Regions from separate parts of the Homo sapiens genome. Here region 2 is linked to region 1. A link is an interaction called in ENCODE POLR2A ChIA-PET data of the cell type or tissue named here. Cell type or tissue: OCI-LY7. All regions are shown on one strand. Each heading gives the region's core, and the rest is flanking DNA. Links, peaks and the distances in the headings are about the cores only.

Region 1 (17,450 bases), core at 7,415-9,914:
CATATGCGTTCTAACAAGAGCTTCCAGAAAATTGCAAGGACTCAGCTCCAGGGTCACTCTGGAGCACTTTGCTTCCTCTGCCACATCTAATGAGGTGAGAATGTGATAGAGCCCTGTCTGTCTCCCATGCAGCCTGAAGTAATCCCATACCAGGAAGGGTATTCTCTGTTGGTCTTTGTTTTGGACAATTTGGCAACTGAATTCAACTCCATTTGCTGGGGGAAACCTGCTGCTACTGGTTTTGGCATCCTATATTAAAGTGATTATGATGACAGCAATAGGTATGCACTCGCTGCATGTCAGGCACTGTGATGAACACATTACCTACATTATCCTATTTAATTCTCCTGACAAATTAGTTATTTTTATGTCACCTTTTATCACAAAGAAAATTGAGTGGAAAAGTGGGGATTCCAACCCATCCTTGTAACGACTTTACTGTTCAGTCTTGACAATTTAGTAAAGAAGGCACTGATGCTCGAAGTTAGCCACAAGAAGTTAAGCCATAAGGCTGGGTGACCCTTACCTCCCTACCCGAAACCAAAGCTTTACGAGGGAAGAAATTTTGTGTCTTACTCCTCAATCTGTCCTCAGTGATGAGAACAGGGATTGGTACAAAGTAGATGTTTAATAAAATTGTACAATGGATGAACCCTCAAAAACCTCCTCTTCCAGGCCACAGAGGTGTGTCCCCAGCCCACTGTGCAAAGCTTGGAGGGAGGCAAAAATAGCTAAAGAGGCTAAGTCTGTCTTTGGGTCTTGCCACCTCTACTTCTTGGGAACTTTGCTCTCCGACACCTGCTGATTTAGAATCCTTACCTTGCCTCTTGTAAATTTCTTCTTGGCTAGGGTGTAAGATAAATATAAGAGAACTTAGAATTAGGAATGTCTCCATTAAAAACAACACCTCTGCAATTCCTCATCTACATGACTCCAAGCCAGTAACTTAAGCTTTCTTAGATCATTTGGAGACAACAATGTCTAACTCAAAGGAATATATATATACTTCAAAGTCATACATACATATTATATATCATCACTGACTAATTATCATTACTATTATTATTTTAGACAGGGTCCCACTCTGTCACCCAGGCTCTGGAGTGCAGTGGTGCGATCACAGCTCACTGCAGCCTCAACCTTCCTGCCTCAATCAACCCTCCCCTTAGTCCACCTGAGTAGTTGGGACTACAGGCGTGTGCCAACGTGACTGGCTGTATATTTGTTTTTATTTTTTGTAGAGACAAGGTCTCACTATGTTGCCCAGACTGGTCTAGAACTCCTAGGCTCAAACAATCTTCTGGCCTCAGCCTCCCAAAGTGCTGTGATTACAGGCATGAGCCACCATGCCCAGCCTATCACTGAAAAATTATTGTAAAGCATCTGAAAAATTAGTCTAAATGGAAAAGTTCATCAGTGACAAATATTTCAGGTATAGAATGTAGGCTTTCCTCGATATTTCTCAGATCAACCCCAAGAGCGGCAACCATCCGCTCTTGACTATATTTTATGGTCACTTATAATGGTATTCCATCTGTCATCTACTAATAAACATAACATCCCCTGTGGACCTTCCATTGAGACCAGTCATCAGATGGCTCAATCACCTCCATAGGTGCTTCTACGTAAGTACCAGAGAGTCAAGCCAGACCACAGCGCTCTGGGAAGTTAGCCCAGTTCTTTTGTATCAGAAATGAATGACTCCTGCCTTGTTCCCACCTCCACATCCTCCTACACACACACTTTGAAAAAGGTGATGTCAAATAAACAGATTTTTTTTTTCCTTATTCAAACCCTGCAAGTAACCTCAACTTACTGAAAGTCCCTGGGAACTTAGGAGAAAGAGAAAATGTGTCATCTTATTTTTTTACTTATCTTCTAATCAAACAGAAAAGCCTCAGCTTTGCTTGGGGGCACTGGAACACATTTCCCTTCTCTGGGCGATGAATATTTAACACATGGGTCAGCTGTAAACAGCTGTGGCTCCCTGATGAATCACCCACTTCAGACACCCAAGCAATGTCGTCATCCAGGCCCTGCCCACAGGCACCTGCGTTTCTCCGCCTCACCTTAAAACACCAAGCAGCTTGTTCCTAGCCTCCTTAATATCAGGACTCCTTTGCCCACGCGGCTCACAGGGTGGTAGTTGACATTTGATTGCCTTTGCCTCTATTGAGCTGATTCATCCCCAGCCTCACACTGCCTATCACTTGTCTGTAGTCTCGTACTTGACACCCATGTGCTTGTTGTTAACTGTGGGAGCACCACCCTTTCCCAGTTTTCTCACTGGCCTGCAAGTTTCTCCCCCTCTCTCTATCAAGCATGGACCCCAGTCTGTTTTATAAATGAGTAAATGGAACCATCTTTCCTGCTTACGTCAGAATTTGCTTCCAGTGCTTGTAACTCAAAGCATCTCAGTCAGACCTACTTCAGGTCAACAGCCCCAAATAACACTGCGCCCGGGCAGGGCGCGGTGGCTCACGCCTGTAATCCCAGCACTTTGGGAGGCCGAGGAGGGCAGATCACGAGGTCAGGAGATGGAGACCATCCTGGCAAACACGGTGAAACCCCGTCTCTACTAAAAATACAAAAAATTAGTGTGGTGTGGTGGCCGGCACCTGTAGCCCCGGCTACTCGGGAGGCTGAGGCAGAAGAATGGCGTGAACCCGGGAGGCAGAGCTTGCAGTGAGCCGAGATCGCGCCACTGCACTCCAGCCTGGGCGACAGAGCAAGACTCTGTCTCAAAAAAGAAAAAATAATGACAATAATAACACTGTGCCCGGCAAGGTCAGCTAATGCCACATGGTAATTGCTGCATGTGTGAGTAGCAAAATCACATGGAAGAGGAGCTGGCCTTGGGGACAATGCCACGTTACAGTGAGGAGCTCCAGAAAAACCCACGTGCAAAGTTCTCAGGTTCACGCTTGGGTGCCCATCCTCTGCCTGACCCCTCAAAAGAATAAAGATCTTACAAATATCCAATGAATACCAGGATGGAAATAACTTGTTTCCTGGCATTCAAGACAGAGGAAATCCTTACTATTAAAACTAGAAATGATTAGCAAAGACATGAAACACAACAGTTTAAAAAACCACAGGGGCCCACAAACACGTGTGGATATTCAATTTTTAAGGACTCGAAACTAATGCAAGCAGGTAGTTAATCTTACCCTCAGTCTCTTACCTCAGAGCAGTTATCTCATTTTAAAGACCCTCATGAAGGAAGTTTCACAGTCATTTATGCAGTAGCTCTGCAGGTAACCTTCATATCAAGCATCAATATGGACATACTGCACTTATTCAAGTACTCAACCTATTTCCTTCTCCTAAAGAGCTAATTCTGTAACACCTAAGAACAGTCACAGTTCTTCCTTTAAATCTAACCTTAATATTCTGTGCTGTGGCTTCATCTTCCTCACCTCCTCTTATTTTCCTCAATGGAGATGGGGCCTGTTTTATCACCATGAATGCCGTTTTTATACCAAAAATCATGTTAGTCTCTCTTCAGTGCTTTCTTCTTTTAGTCTAGTTGTTCAAATCCTTGGCTTTTTCCTTGTGAGCCTTTTTTCCTCTGACTGCATCCCCACCTTCATTTCCTGGGCCCTGTATACTTCTTACGACATGGTTACGTGATGGCCAGAGGGCAATTGAACATTCTGGTGAGTTTTGGCTAATTTGGAAATCACGAGAATCTCTCTTGGGCTGCTAAATTCTTCGTTCCTGTTAGTTCTCCCCTGGACACTCCTTGGTTTTTCTGAAAGTTGCACAACATTGCTGATTCACGTTCAGCCGGTCAGTGTGCAGATGCCAAACAGCATATGATGCTTCGATTGGCTCCACATAAGAAACATGAGCTTCCTGCCAAAACAGGGATAGAGGTGAGGCTTTACCTCCAGGCTCTGTTGCAATGGCCGATCACCCTCTTATTCTGTACTCACAAACTCTTGCAAGAAAAGGCTCAAAACTTGTTCACAGAATCACAACACTGAGGTGTTGCCTGGCTTTGAATGAGACTCATTTTGACTAAATCAATGTGTCCCCACAAGTGTTTGGAGGGCAAAAGGAGACAGGAGTTTGTTCTAACATCATGCCAGCTTAACCTCCACATTGTGTCACTTCCACCTAGGTGGCCAATGGGTTCCATTCCCTTTAAATGAACCTGGTTCATGCCCCTCATACTGCACTGAACCTTGCACAAGGCCAGTCTGAGTGCCAATATTCCATCTGCTCAGCCTCTGCTCTCCTCAGCTTTCCTGGTCTCAGGACCTCATAGGAGGTTGATTGTTTCCAAAAAATGGTCCCAATTCTCTGTCTTTCCCTGTATTCACATTGTTGTAATGTAGCTCTGTAGCTCCTCCCATCAAGGGGTGGAGTTTACTCCCCTACCCCTTGAATCTGGGCCGGCCTTTGTGACTTACTCTGCAGCAGAAATGACAGCATACCAGGTGCAAGCCCAAGCCTCAAGAGGTCTTGCACGCCTCTGCTCCCTCTTGCAACCCCAAATCTGTTGTGAGAACAAGCTTCTGGAGGACGGGAGATAACAGTGATCAGAGCTGAGTTATCCCAGCTGAAGCCATCCCAGAACAGCTAGCTCCAAACAACCAGCCTGCTAATCACACATGCAACAAGTCCAGCCAAGATCAGCCAAGATCAGCCAAGACCAGTTCTCATGAGTGGAAATCATGGATCAGCTGACCCATGGATTCATGAGAAGAAATGGCTGATGTTCTAACTCACTGAGTTTTAGGGTGATTTGCTATGCAGCCATAGCTAACTGATACATACTCCATACCCTGGTTTCTGTTCTCTATTTTGTCACTCAGATGGATGAGTCAATGAGAGGTCTTTTCTCATATTTGATCCCTGGCATTGCTGAAGTACATAATGTCTCTTTTCTGACGACTAGTTTCCTTCTCTATAATTTTGGAGAAAATGTACACTATTGTGGATGCACCTGTCTCCATGCCTTGCCTCCCGGGGGAAAGGACTCAGTCATCAAGACTGGATGATTCCTTACAGGCCCCTTCAATCACCCCTGCAAAGCCACTCTTCTTTCTGCATTTTCTTCTCCTGGGGGCATCACCTCTAGTTGCCTAGTCAGTCGCTCAAGCTAAAACCTAGAAGTAACCTAAGGCTTCTTCTTCCTCATTCCTTGGGGGCCAAGCCTTCAGATCTAATTTCTCATAACCACTCATTGTCATGCATTCCCTCCTCTCTATTCCCACTCCCAGGGGGCTCTGGCCACCAGCAAGCAGTACCCATATGGCAGGCTCTCATTAAATATTTACTGAATGATGGGTCTATCCACTCACATCTCTCTCTGTAACCAATAGAGTCATCAAAGAAGAGCTTGTGAAATATCATTTACACCTCCCCTTGTGTTCTCCCAAATCAACAATAACTTTGGTGAAATCATCTTTTGTTGGCATCTTTTGAAATTGTGGGTCACAGGATGAAAAGTCTAAAATGCATGCAGGATTCCTAATTTCTACTACAAATAATAATGCATTTGGGTTAGGTTTGATTATTATATAGAACTTAAATGTAAGTCAAAGGCACAAAAAGACTTTAAGAGTACTGACCTTTCTGTCGGGAATCCTGCCTAACGCCACAGTTTCATGAAAATCTTTCATTGTATTGAATTTAAGTGGCTCAAAATCATGTCACCAATGGCATTTGGCTTCACAAAGATTACCTGCCCTGGCCACAATCTGATACATACCTGATGATGACTGCAGAGAGTGAACTTTTGAGAGAAGGGATGCATTGTGTCAGGTGGGTGGGAGTAGGCCTGACATTTTAGACCCTCTCAGATGGATCTGTAACCAGCAAAATGCCAGAAGGAGGCCATTCTGGTGTTGGAGGTTCAGAGCCTGTTGGTGGAAGCACCACCCACTCGTCCTTCTCCACATAGCTCCCTGACTGCTATGATTAGGCCTTCGCCTTGGAAGTAGACCACAGGAGCCACAGGCCTTGTTGGGAAACAAGTGTTGATTATCCCAAACTGTCTCTGTAGGATGTGCTTAAATCCTGACATGCATGATTTTGTCACACTAAACATCTGAATAATCTTGGCACTCAGTAAGCAATGACTGGAGGGCAATGCCTAAGGAAGTGGTGAGCAACCTGCAGACCTAAGGCAATGCGGGAGTCACAAGAGGAAGCCCCAGGTCCCAGACCCTCTAGCAGCTGCTACCCTTTGTTACCCTATGCTCAGGGGTGAGCCCCTTCCCTTCCAATCTCAACTTGTTTGTAGCACTGCACAGATGACGTGATACTCTCACATCATTTTGTCAACAATCTCCATAACATCGAGACATGGAAAAATTATTTTTATTGTTCCCATTTTATTATGAAAATATGAAAATAAGGTAGTAGATTAACCAGTGTTGTCCAGGCGCAGTGGCTCATGCCTGTAATCCCAGCACTTTGGGAGGCCGAGGTGGGTAGATCACAAGGTCAGGAGTTCAAGACCAGCCTGGCCAACATAGTGAAACCCCATCTCTACTAAAAATACAAAATTAGCCAGACATGGTGGTGCGTGCCTGTAGTCCCAGTTCCTCAGGAGCCTGAGGCAGGAGAATCGCTTGGACCCAGGAGCTGGAGGTTGCAGAGAGCTGAGGTCGCACCACTGCACTCCAGCTTGAGCATCACAGTGAGACTTCATCTTAAAAAATAAAAATAATAAAATAAAAAGGATTAACCAATGTTACATAAATAATAGTAATACTGCTTACCATGTATTGGCCACTTTCTGTCTCATACTCACTTCCTTTTAGCCTAATTAAAAACCTTGCTGAGTAGCCTGCATCAGCATCCTTTAACAGAGCAGGAAACTAACCAGGGGAGGTCAAGGTCTAGTGGCTTGCCCAAAGTCACATAGCTAGGGAGGGTCAGAGATTGGATTTGCACCCAAGTCCTGCTGATTCAAGGCCCACGTTTGATTGGTTTTAGCTTACTTCCTCCAGGTTTTCTCTGCCCCACTTCCTTGTTTGCTTTTGGGAACCCGAGAATTCAGGGAAGGATGCACAGTTAGAGCTTCATTTTCTTGGTCTCATATACAACCATTCTCTCCTCTTCCTCCTCCAAGAAGAGCTTATGGCCACATCAAACTTGACTGCATTTGCCCATTGCATTAGGTAAATCCTAACTTTCTGAAGGCAGTTTGACTTCCCAATCGTCTCCATAGGAAGAGATTGGCCTCATCAAAATGCCAGATGAGACTGTCCTTTGAGCTGTTATAATCCTGGCATTTGTTTTCATTATTACATTAGCAACTGAGAATAGCTTTTACCTGGGTATCCCATTGAACTGACCTACATGCTGGCAGACAGAAGAATCTTACTGTATCCTCCTCACACCAACAGTCACTTGTTTGGAAAATGAAAATCCCTGACCTTTTCCTAGAAGATTCCAGTGCTTGGCTTCTTTTTCACTGATGGCAAAAGCTCAAAACAAAACCAATAAATATTTGTTGAGTGTCTGCTAAGTGTTAGTCATTGTGTAAGCATTTTAATATTTATTTCCTTTTATTAGATTGGTGCAAAAGTAATTGTGGTTTTTGCCATTAATTTCAATGGCAAAAACCGCAATTACTTTTCAATTACTTCTGCACCAACCTGATATTTTCATAATAACCTGATAAGGTAGTTATTGTTCTTCTTTTACACATCAGGTCAAGGAAAGAAAGGAATTTGCTTGTGGTCATACAGCTAATAAGTGTAAACTTGAGATTCAAGCCCAGTTTTTCTGATTGTAAGTCCAACATTCAATTTTTGCTCTGATATGAAGCCATGTAACTTAGCAATATGTATTATTTAGGACTCTTTGAAAATTCACACTCTTTAACCCCAACTTCTTTTTTTTTTTTTTTTTGAGATGGAGTCTCACTCTGTCACCCAGGCTGGAGCACAGTGGCGTGATCTCGGCTCACTGCAACCTCTGCCTCCTGGGTTCATGCCCTTCTCCTGCCTCAGCCTCCTGAGTAGCTGGGACTACAGGCACCCGCCACCACACCCAGCTAATATTTTTATATATTTAGTAGAGACGGGGTTTCACCATGTTAGCCAGGATGATCTCGATCTCCTGACCTCGTGATCCACCCACCTTGGCCTCCCAAAGTGCTGGGATTACAGGCGTGAGCCACCGCGCCCGGCTTTTGACCCCAACTTCTACTTGTATTTATTATAAAGAAATAATCAGAGACAATCATAAATATGTATGCATAAATAACACAACAGCGTTATTTATAATTGCAAAATTACAAAACCACTTAAATGACAATAGCAAAAATGTTTAAATAACTTCATCATCTGTATAATATTATACAAACATATTTTTGAAGATACAGCATGGCACTTGATGTGAGAAAATAACTAAACTGCAATAAATGGAAAAACACAGAATATAAAACTGTATATATAACCTCAATTTTATCCAAAATAAAAATTAAAAATGTTTACATATACATAAAATAATTGTAAGTGAATGAAACATGCTAACTTGAAGTCATCTCTTCATGGTTTTTCTTAAATTTTTCTATATTTTCCAAATTCTCATCTATGAGCTTCTGACTATTACAAAATAGAAACAACAAGTATACTATTTTAAAGAAAAATAATTCCTATCATTATTACAAATAAGCAGAGGTCAAAGTGGCTCAAGTCCAAAGGGCTGCTTAGAGCAAACACCTGGTCCTTTGCTACTTTACTCTCCAGCGCAAGGAGCGAGAGAGGCAGTGGCAGAGCATACAGATCTAGCTAATTCACTGTGTGACCTTGGACAAGTCACATTACCTCTGTGGGCCTCAGAGGGCTTTTCTGCAAAATGAACAGCCTGGATCAGTGAGCCGTGCCCTAGCAGAGCACAGCCTCCTGCCGTGGCTTCTGGGTAGAATTGCCTTTCATTGTGCAATTAAATCTGGCCTTCCCTCATGACGGGAGAGAAAAATATTTATGAATTACTCTCTAGTTTAGAAATGGATCTCTGTCTGGGAACAAAGGAACACAAGCCCCACTGGCAAATTAGAGTCCATTATCAGCTACTATAGCAGCAAGCTCAGCCTGGTGGTAATTGTATCTGCAATAATAAGGCTGTGAGGGCGACTCTAGGCCATTTGCTACCTGCATCAATCATCATTACAGTCTAGCACAGAGGGGATGCGGAAATGAGCCCATGTTATCAATGGCCAATTAGAACAAAGATCCATCCAGAAGCTCTTGGGAACCTGGCCAGGGCCAGCAGAGGGGGTGGATGAGGCGCACAGAACAACAGGTGGCCTGGGTCAGTCAGCTCGCTGATGTCACCGAGGAAGATCACCCTGAGACGCTGGCCTGCAACTCTGTTTAGAATCCCTAGTGACCTCAAATGATGTCAATTCTGCTTGGCTATGTGAACCCAAAATATCTGAAACAGGTCTCAGTCAACTTAGAAAGTTTATTTTGACAAGATTAAGGACACGCCCGTGGCATAGCCTCAGGACGTCCTGAGGACACGTAGGCAAAGTGGTCGGCACAAAGCTTGATTTGATACATTTTAGGGAGACATGAGACATCAATCAATATATGTAAGATGTACATTAGTTTGGTCTGGAAAGTCAGGACAACTCAAAGTGGGGAGGGGGCTTCAGGTCACAGGTAGAAAAGAAACAAACAGTGGCATTCTTTAATTGTGTGCATTTGTCTCATGTGAGCAAGGGAATGACTTTGAGTTCTGTCTTTTGTCCTTTAGTCCACAAGGAATTTCCTTGTGGGCAAATTGTGAGAGAGGTGTGTAGCTTTTTTTATTTTTGTAGCAACCTTACGTAGGAATAGAATGGGAGGCAGGTTTGCCAGTTCCCAGCTTGACTTTTCCCTTTGGCTTAGTGATTTGGGGTCCCCAATTATTTTCCTTTCACAGCGATGATATGCCAATTTCATGTAAATAACTGTGTATATTCCCTATTGATGGCACCTTTGGATCTACCCTGTGTATCACTGTTCTAGGACTGCCATAACAAATTATGCAAATGTGATGCCTTTAAACAACAGAAATTTATTCTCTTACAGGCCTGGAGACTAGAGGTCAGAAATCAAGGTGCAGTGGGCCCATACATACTTCCACTGAAGGCTCTAAGAATCCTTCCTTGCCTCCTCCAGCTGCTGGTGGCCACAGGCGTTCCTCAGGCTGTGGAAACATAACTGCAGTCTCTGCCTCCATCTTCATAGGGCCTTCTCCTCTGTCTCTGTGTGTTCCCTCCTCTTCCTGTAGGGATACCAGCCATTGGATTCGGGTCCACCCTGACCCAGTATGACTGCCTCTTCATTTGATGACATATGCAAAGTCTCTATTTCCACTAAGGTCACATTCTGAGGTTTCAGAGTAGACATGAAATTTGGGGGACACTACTCAAGTCACCACACCCTGATGTAGGACACTGTTAGATTTTCATCGGTTATCTTTTGCCTAAGTCTTATCCATGATAGTAGATGGGGTAATAATAGCTAATATTAAAATAGCACATACCACATGCCAGGCAAATTCTAATCTCTTCGCATATATTAATTCATTTTATTCTCACTATGAGGAAGTACTATTTTTGTCTTCATTCTTCAAAGGGAGAACAGAGACATAGAGAGATTAAGTAAAGTGTCCGAGATCACAGAGTAAGTGGCAGACCAAGCACTTCAGTTGAGCAATCCGGTTCTGAGCCTAGGTTCTTAACTATGCATCCTACCTCCTTAACGATGGACACAGCTAAACTAGACATCCTGACACAGGAGAAGAAATGCAGATGGCAAAACCCTTTTGGAAAGTAATTTGACAATCCATGTCAATAGTCTTGAAAACATCCATTCATGTTTTATCCAGTAATTATACTCTGGGGAGTTTTCCTTCGAAAAAAAAAAATCTGAATTGTATAAAGCTTCCATCCACAAAAACACTATAGCAGTATTGTTTATAAGAAAAAAGCTTACAAAACTAAGGGAAAAGATACTCTCAAACAAAAGATTACTTAAGTGAATAAGGTTATACCTATAGAATGAAGAATGTATCTCCATTAAAATAATATAGATAGTTTAGAGTAACAAAAGGAAATGCTTATGTTATAACATTAGGTGAAAACTGGAAAATAAGGTGGTCTATGTAAAATATTCTTGACTAGATTTTTAAACAACAGAAAAGAGAGAAATTACATTAACATGCTCACAGCAACTCTTTTAGAATAATTTTTTTCTTTCTCCTTTTTTAAAACCTTTTTGGATTTTTCAATTTCCATAATAAACATATTACTTTTGTAATTAGAAAAGAAATTATGAATATGGAAAATGTAAAGCAGAAGCAGTATTCTTACAGAAGGACTGAGGGGATAAGGGGAGGGGTAGTCAATTCTAGCCCTGGCCTTTACGTCAGAGATCTAAAATCCAAGACAGGCCATGGGAGATGCTCTCTTCTGGAAGCTCTAGCATTTGTTATTAAATTCTGAGACCATTGATTTGTCTTGTTTTTCAATCTGCTAAATTCTGGTTTTGACATTGATATATGCTATGCAAATATCTGTTGAATAAATAGGCAGCTGAGCTAAATAAGTGCACAGCATAAACAAATTAATGGAGAAGTGGAGGCATAGAGAGATTAAATAAATGGTTTCAATAGAAAATGTCTTTCTAATGGAAAAGTTTGAAGCCCCTTCCTTCTTGGTTTCTGAGACAATCCCACTAGGAATCTTGAGACTTGGTATCATTGACTTCACTTTGCAAGGCTGTAGATTAAGCTTTACCTCTTCAGCTATAAATGACGGAATCCCAAAAGAAGAAAAATAAATCTAAGCTGTGGGTCAAACAAATAGAAATTAAACTGACCTAAATCAATACCCAAAAAAGTAACTTTTCCTCTGAGCAAAGGCTGAAATGAGAACCTAGTTGCTTTAAAGGACAAACTGCCCTCCAGTTCAGGGAATCAGAAAAGTTTTTGTCTACATTCAAACCTTTGTAATACAACCCCCGACTTCCCATTTCCTTACATAGAAAGACTTCTATCTGTTTATAACCACATGGCGTCTGTTAGCAATCAGGATGGTTTTGTGGCTCTGAGTTAGGACACAGGGGTCACAATTTGGACGAGTCAGATTGCCTTAGCACGGCCACTCTGAAACTTATTACCATGTGCAAAACAAATATTTCCCCCTGAGGACTAAGCTCTGATTTCTTTTATCTTGCCCAAATTCCTATCTAAGGAGTCTGGGGTGTCATGCTCTACAAACCATAAATTCTCATCAGATAGGTTTTATTTAACCCTATATATCATGACTTATTTTCCAACCTGACTCTGGTATAACATTATGAGACAAGGAAGGAAACCAAAATATTTTCCCCAAAACATATTTCTTTGCCATATCTTGAAATGGCCCCGCAAGCCATCCTCTGTGGGGGAAAATTTGCATATGTAAAGAATCTCTATTAATATAGCTAGATCTTTTTCTTCCAGGCCCTCCCAATCCTAAAGAGATTAGACCTAAGAGTCTAGCACCTTTTAAAGATCTGAATAGGCAACATTTGCCATCTATTGTCTCTAAGGGCAGCCACTATAAGGCTTCAAAGGCACCTTGGTCTCCAAGTCTTTTATCTTAACCTGAAAATTTCATTTCTATCAATCCCAGGTCTTTAGACAAACTCGACCATTTGTCAACCAGCAAATGTTTAAATTTACCTATAGCCTGGAAGCCCCCACCATATCAAACTGTCCCGCCTTTCTGGAAAAAAAACAATGTATTCCTTAATGTATTTGATTGATGTCTCATGCCTCCCTAAAATCTATAAAACCAAGCTGCACTCTGACTACCTTGGGCACATGTTCTCAGGACCTCCTGAGGGCTGTGTCACAGACCATAGTCATTCGTATTTGGCTCAGAATAAATCTCTTCAAATATTGTACAGAATTTAACTCTTTTCATCGACACATCTTCTGACTTCCAGGGCTGGCTAGCTGAAAAAGGAATGTCCTTAGTCACATGCATACTCACACTCTCCTAATGACCCAGAGAACAGGGGCCCACTCGGTCCCCATTGCCACACAGGGGAAGATGCTTCTCTGCCCTTGAACTGATGGTGCAAAGTTAGCCACCAAAGAGCAGGAGCTAACTAGACTGTCCCTAGGACTTCAGGCTGTGGCCGTTCTCCAGAACGGACTCTCTGTGCTTCTGCTCAAGGGCATCAGTGTTTCAGGGCTCAGTGGAGAATATACATAAGCCAGCCTTCATGGACAAGCAGCGTGGCATCCCACTGTCAAGAAAGGGCTAATTTCATGAGGCAAAAGTTTGCTGAGACCCACACTTCATGGCATGGCCATCTGTCCAGCTCACAATAATTCATTCAGCAAAATTATGTGTGAAGCACTGAAGCAGGAGCTCAAGACACTGAGAATACATTCTACTGAGAGAGGCAGACATAAACCAACAATTACAATATGCACATTAGTTGATGGGGTTGGGGAGCTGTACTGAATCCGAGTGTTTGAAATGCTTGTTCCCCGGTGCTGTAAAGAAATAGCACTTGAACATAGATTGAATTTCCTCAGCAAGGCCATTTTTATACTTTCTGCAGAAAGGGTACACTCACCAGCAGTTTTGCCAGGAGAGTACAACGAACAAAGGAGACAGGGTCATTTATAAACTGAAGCGTCCACCCTACTGCTGTGTCCGGTTTCCACTGGCTGGAACGGGACCTCACATTCTGTATTTGTCCCGAATGGCTAGCAACTTAGAACTTTTTTAAAGAGGCAAAGGCAGAGGAGAACAAAGGAAGGAGGAAGTAACTTGTGGAATGCTGAGAAAGGTAAAAACACCTTCAAATAAGGAAGAGAAAAGGGCTATGACCTAATGCTTGCTTGGGCCAGTATAAGCATACCAGGGCAGATATTTAGGCTAAATTGTGGGAGCTAAGAACATAAAGTACATTGATTGCTTTATTATGGCTAGCAGATATTTAAGAATGTTAGCACAGGTCTTTGAATAAATTTTGCTTCTAAGAGAAGTTACTATTTCTTCCTAATTAGATGGGGAGGAAAGTCTTTGAAGAGGAACCTCTACTTTACTTTTTACACAAGTTGGAAGCAAAAAGATCCCAGAGGAGAAAATGACTAAACTGTGCTCTAAAATTCAGAGCATTCCTAGAGCACAGAGACCTGGGAACCTTTATTTCTCCTGAGAGGAGAAATAAAGTACACTGCCTGCATGTGCACAGAGTCTGAATCTACCCATTTTTCCAGGACGGCTAAAGTTATAGCCACTCCATGTAGAAGTACTCCCTGAGTCCCTTTGGGCTTCTAGAACTACAGGACAGATGGCTGCAGATAGCAAAGCCTAGCTGCAGACTAGCTTGGTGACGCAGAATTAGATCGTGGCTATCTATCATGTCCACAAAGAGGTAGGGCAAATTTCTACAATGCCAGGCCCCTTGGCAGCATTTTCAGGAACTGCAGCTCATGACTAGTGAAACGATATAATCAAGACTTGCAAGATGTGAAAGGCACAGTTCAGCTTGGTGACTCGGGGTAAATGTTTTATTGCTCACCCGGAGAACAGTGCCACCAGTCTTCTGTCCCAGGGTGTGCTTTCCACTTACTGGATAACAGGAGTTTGGATTCTTAATTGGCTAAAGAGGATCGTTTTGCTTGGCTGATTATTTGTGCTTTGAATGGAAGTGAGAAGATCTTCAGATTTTAGAGCGTGTGTTAGAGTGTGTGTTCAATTCTAAGAAAAGCACTTCATTTGTCTGGTTAAATTAGCTGCGCCAGTTACATATGTCTTAAAATTGAACTAAAACAGACCAACATTGGCAAGATCTTGGAGTTCATTGAAGAGAAACTAAACTAAATATTTTCAAATTGTAATGGTGGGTAAAACTAAAGATCTGAATTGGGCTACAGGGGTTTATAAACTTAGGATTCTATGGGAAGGGGTAAAGAAATTAATTCTTCAGCCAAAGTTCTTTCAAGTATGCTGTCTTCTCAAGCCAATGATGACAGTGTGTCTTGCAGTATTATAAAGAAAGTATATTCTGGAAGGAAATGTTCCATATGAAACTACAGGGACCAATTGCCTTTGACCACTGATGGCCTAGAAAGTTACCAGGATACTCTGAAAGCTCTGAAGAGAACCAAGAGGCTATCTCAGCATTTTCTTTTCTTTGATTTATTTATTTTTCCCACTCAAACCAGCTTGGGAGTAGCTCATGGCTAATTTTAGAACCCACTCCAAATTTATAAACTCTGAGCCCCAAACCAAAATGAAATTCCATTTTCAATTAGTTAAAATATTTTCTGAAATTTTTTGAAGTCTTACTCGAGCAATGATTCTCTTACGAAATATAATACGTGCAGAGTAACATCTTTATGATTTCAGTTCAAATGAAGCAGAAACCCAAAGATTATATTTTTCTTAAAAAATGAACAGTAGGTAATAAATTCACTGGGAAAGTCAAGTCTATGTGTTATTAAACAGAGAATATTCACAAGGTGATTCTCAGACTCTAAAAGGCTGCATGATTTCCTCCACCCCAACATGAATTCTGCAAAGGAGACAGATGGAAAAGTCTCCTGGGTTTTAGAAACATCTATTTTAAGGGGATTTTGAAAAGTCTCAATGTCCAAATCTGCTGACAAGATACACATCAGCTCATAAGGGAGATTCAGAGCCAGCAGTAGCCAACAAAGTAACCAAAAGCCTTCAGCTCCTGCTGTTTGGTGGCATGTGACGTTTGATTGGGATATTTCCCAGACTTAATCATGACTATTAACTTCTGTGATGAAGAAGTGTGCTGTGGGTGGAATCCCATCTTCCCACAGTGGAAAACAAAATAAAGAATTTTTATCTTTATTTCAAAGGAAGAAAACATCAATTATCCAGGGAAATGAACTGGAAGGTGCAGTTTCACAGCTTCCAGGAGTCCAAGCAATCCACAAAAGACAAGTCCATTTTTTTTTTCCTTCAGCAAAGCAATTACTGTCCTTTCTTCCATGTCGGATGCTCTTGTCACATCTGACACACCAGTTTGATTACCGAGAGAATGAGCAAAGCAATGAGCCCTCAGCACAGGGCTCTCTGAGACTACCAGCACCAGGGCACATTGGGCAACACTCCACTTGGTATTAGAAAATTAGTCTTTCAGAAGACAATGCTTTATCACAATTCCACTCGTACAAATGAAAGAGAAGAGAAGAAAAGGGCTTGGGAGTTTATTTCCTCATGAATGTGCTAAAGAAAGACATTCAATGAGAAGAGTTATGTCTGGGCTCTTTGTTTACAGGTGCCCTCTAGGACAAGTGGCCAAGAAGAAGGGCTTCAGTCATATGGAAGTATGGGATACCAGTAACTGATTTTGTTTGGTGCTTTTGTAACTCATCTTTTCTGCCTGGGCTGAATTGCACCCCACAGCAATGTTGGAGACAGCATAGTGACAGAAAACAAGGAAGCCATCGGACATGGTGACAGGGATGAGTAGGAGGCTCTCAGAGTGATATCACTTTAGGAAAGTATTCAAAGGCTACCACAATCATCTTTCTAGACTGAAATATTTTCCTTAGGATGACCCAAGTGAACTCAGATGTCTTGCAGTCTGGTCTTGGGAAAATACATTCCAAGTTGCTTGGCAAGGGAGACTCAAACCTCAAAGAATAGGACTGGCTACCTATTAGGAAGCCTCCAGAAGAGTATTGGTCACTGAAAGCCTGAACCATGCCTAGCTGGTTGTAATCATGAGATGGGAAAATGTCTTCCAACTTCTACAACAGCACTGGGAGCGTTTGAGGGGGTCTCTGCCAAGAGAAGCAGCGGTGGTCACAGCAAAGTTAAAAAACCAGCAAGGGAAGAGTAGATGCTGGTGGGGACCCAGTGGGAAGCCAGTGGGGAAGAGAGAGATTACATTTGGGGTGGGTGGGGCTGCAGACAGCTCAGTCCAGTGCTGAAAAGGGTGGGCGTGGCTCCATGTGGTTAAAGTTGTCACCCAGGTCTTGAGTACAGGCTAAGGAAACAGAAATCCAAAATAAAGGATTGAACGTTGTTCAACGTTATAAGCAATTTGCATTTATGGGATCCAAAACAAAGATTTATCCATTTTTCCTCTTAATAGAGGGAAATACTCATGTAAAGAAGGCTAAGGAAGCCCCCAACACCAAGATGGGGTTTTTAAAAGTCAGGGAGGCTGGGACTGTGTGACGGAAGTGTTAGGACTGCATGCCAATAAGTTAGACTGTGTTCATTCCCTAATCGCAAACTATTTGACAAAGCTATAGTAATCAAAACTGCATGATATTGGTGTAAAAACAGACATACCAGTGGAATAGAATAGAGAGCCCATAAATAAACCCAGGCATATATGGTCAACTAATCTTTGACCAGAGCACCAAGAATACACAATGAGGAAAGGACAGTTTTTTCAGTAAATGAGGTTGAGGAAACTGGATATCTACACAAA
Region 2 (2,500 bases), core at 1-2,500, 140 kb after region 1:
CAAAGCGCTGCTACCTGTCCACCGTGTGGCAGTTCCTGTCACCCACACTGGTGCCTCCCTGTTCTCTCACCGCACCTTGTGGCTACGCTGCGCGCCGGTCGTGTTTGTCCCCCCTTTCTCCTGAAAGTCAGGGGCTATGCTTAAGACTAAATCACCTTTGTATCCCACATCTAGCACAGTGCCTATCAAACAGTACGGGCTCAAAAAGCTTTAACAATCGGACCGATAAAATAGCAGGGCTTTTGTCTCTCCTGTCAATCTAGCATCTCTCCTTCCATTTTTTCTGCACCTACCAAAAATAAGAAAAAAATCAGACTGCTGCTGTGTTCTGCCAGCTGCTCTTAACTTCCAGCACGTGTCCCAAGCAATCTACTTGAAAGGATATCTACCCCCTTAACTGAGTACTGAACACTATGAAAATAATCTTTGTGGTCTCTTGTATTAGGAGAGAGCAAATTGAAGATGTTAAAAAGCCAATGTATTAGCAAGATTTGAGAAGATCCAAAAGCAAGCTGATTATTTCCAAAAATCAGCTCAACAACTCCTAAGATTGATAGATGTGTCCACAATTTGGGGGTTCTTGGTCTCACTGACTTCAAGAACGAAGCCACAGACCCTCACAGTTAAGTTCTTCAAGAGGGCGTGTCCAGAGTTTATTCCTTCTGATGTTCAGATGTGTTCTGAGTTTCTTTCTCGTGGGTTAGTGGCCTTGCTAACTTCAGGCGTGAAACTGCAGACCCTCGCAGTAAGCATTACACTTCTTAAGGTGATACATTTGGAGTGTTAATCATTTATTTTCCCCCAGTGGGTACCTAGTCTCACTGGCCTCATAAAAGAAACCGCAAACCTTCATGGGGAGTGTTACACTTCATAAAAGCAATGCAGACCCAAAGTGTAAACAACAAAAACACTTACTGCAAAAAGCAAAAGAACAAACCAACCACACAAAAGCAACGAAACAACCAGTTGTCACTAGTGGAGCCTGCAGCCTGACTTTATTCTCTTATCTGGCCCCTCCCACATCCTGCTGATTGGTCCATTTTACAGAGAGCCAATTGGTCTGTCTTACAGAGAGCTGATTGGTCCGTTTTGACAGGGTGCTGATTGGTCGCGTTTACAATCCCTGAGCTAGATGCAAAAGTTCTCCAGTTCCCCACTAGATTAGCTAGATACAGAGTGTTGATTGGTGTATTTACAAACCCTGAGCTAGACACAGAGTGCTGATTGGTGTGTTTACAAACCTTGAGCTAGATACAGAGTGCTGATTGGTGTATTTACATTCCCTTAGCTAGACATAAAGGTTCTCCAAGTCCTCACCAGCTTAACTAGATACAGAGTGCCAATTGGTGCATTCACAAACTCTGAGCTAGACACAGGGTGCTGATTGGTGTGTTAACAATCCTTGAGCTAGATACAGAGTGCTGATTGGTGTATTTACAATCCCTTGGCTAGACATAAAGCTTCTCCAAGTCCCCACCAGAGTAGCCAGATACAGAGTGTGGATTGGTGCATTCACAAACCCTGAGCTAGACACAGGGGGCTGATTGGTGTGTTTACAATCCCTTAGCTAGACATAAAGATTCTCCAAGTTCCCACCAGACTCAGGAGCCCAGCTGGCTTCACCCAGTGGATCCGGCACTAGGGCCGCAGGTGGAGCTGCCTGCCAATCCCGCGCCGTGCGCCCGCACTCCTCAGCCCTTGTGCAGTCTAGGGGACGGAGCGCTATGGAGCAGGGTGGCGCTGCTCGTCGGGGAGGCTTGGCCTGCTCATAAGCTCACAGCGGGGGAGTGGGGAGCGGGAGGAGACTTCAGGCATGGTGGGCTGCAGGTCCTGAGCCCTGCCGCGCCGGGAGGCAGCCAAGGCCCGGTGAGAAATCGAGCACAGCAGCTGCTGGCCCAGGTGCTAAGCTCCTCACTGCCCGGGGCTTGCTGTCAGGCCGGCCGCTCCGAGTGCGGGGCCCGCCGATCCCACGCCCACCGGGAACTCGCTCTGGCCCGCAAGCGCCGCGCGCCGCCCGGGTTCCCGCCTGCGCTTCCCCCTTCATATCTCCCCGCAAGCTGAGGGAGCCGGCTCCGGCCTTGGCCAGCCCAGAAAGGGGTTCCCACAGTGCAGCGGCGGGCTGAAGGGCTCCTCAAGCGCGGCCAGAGTGGGCGCCAAGGCCGAGGAGGCCCCAAGAGCGAGCGAGGGCTGCCAGCATGCTGTCACCTCTCAATAGGGCCCCTTACTTTCCCTGCCTGATGGTTTATCCGCCTTCCTTCAGTCACTCCTCGAACACTTAACCAGCTCCCACAGTGCAGTGTAAAGAGCGAAGCAAGGTGTTGCTAGAGTGGGGAATTCAGAAATCGTGAAGGGACGTTTTTAGCTCATTCTCAAATTCTGATGGAGATATTTTTCATACAGTTTATTCCTTAGAACCTTCTACTTACATTCCCTAAAAGAATAAGTTGTTATTTACAGCCTGTATTGGTTCCCGTGTTCAGGAACACAGGCAGCCTTTCCA

What was found. ChIA-PET counts read pairs that join two places held together with the same protein. Peaks named below come from ENCODE experiments on the same cell type or tissue, not always from the same donor. Only the 100,000 strongest peaks of a DNase experiment are listed, where the experiment ranks them.
Region 2: POLR2A ChIA-PET joins it to region 1 with 6 read pairs; 3 of 35 experiments call an interaction of 5 or more read pairs at or near these places.

Annotation. Positions count from the first base shown.
Region 1 is chr6:6,465,517-6,482,966 of GRCh38, forward strand. The region is part of intron 3 of LY86-AS1 (LY86 antisense RNA 1); the gene reads right to left. Among named protein-coding and RNA genes, the nearest start is that of LY86, 110 kb to the right of the region's middle. In OCI-LY7, for the core only: no CTCF peak of the experiment used is centred there; a DNase peak (open chromatin) is centred at 8,835; H3K27ac peaks cover 867 bases.
Region 2 is chr6:6,611,592-6,614,091 of GRCh38, forward strand. All of the region lies in intron 1 of LY86 (lymphocyte antigen 86), which reads left to right. All of the region lies in intron 1 of LY86-AS1 (LY86 antisense RNA 1), which reads right to left. Among named protein-coding and RNA genes, the nearest start is that of LY86-AS1, 10 kb to the right of the region's middle. In OCI-LY7, for the core only: no CTCF peak of the experiment used is centred there; no DNase peak of the experiment used is centred there.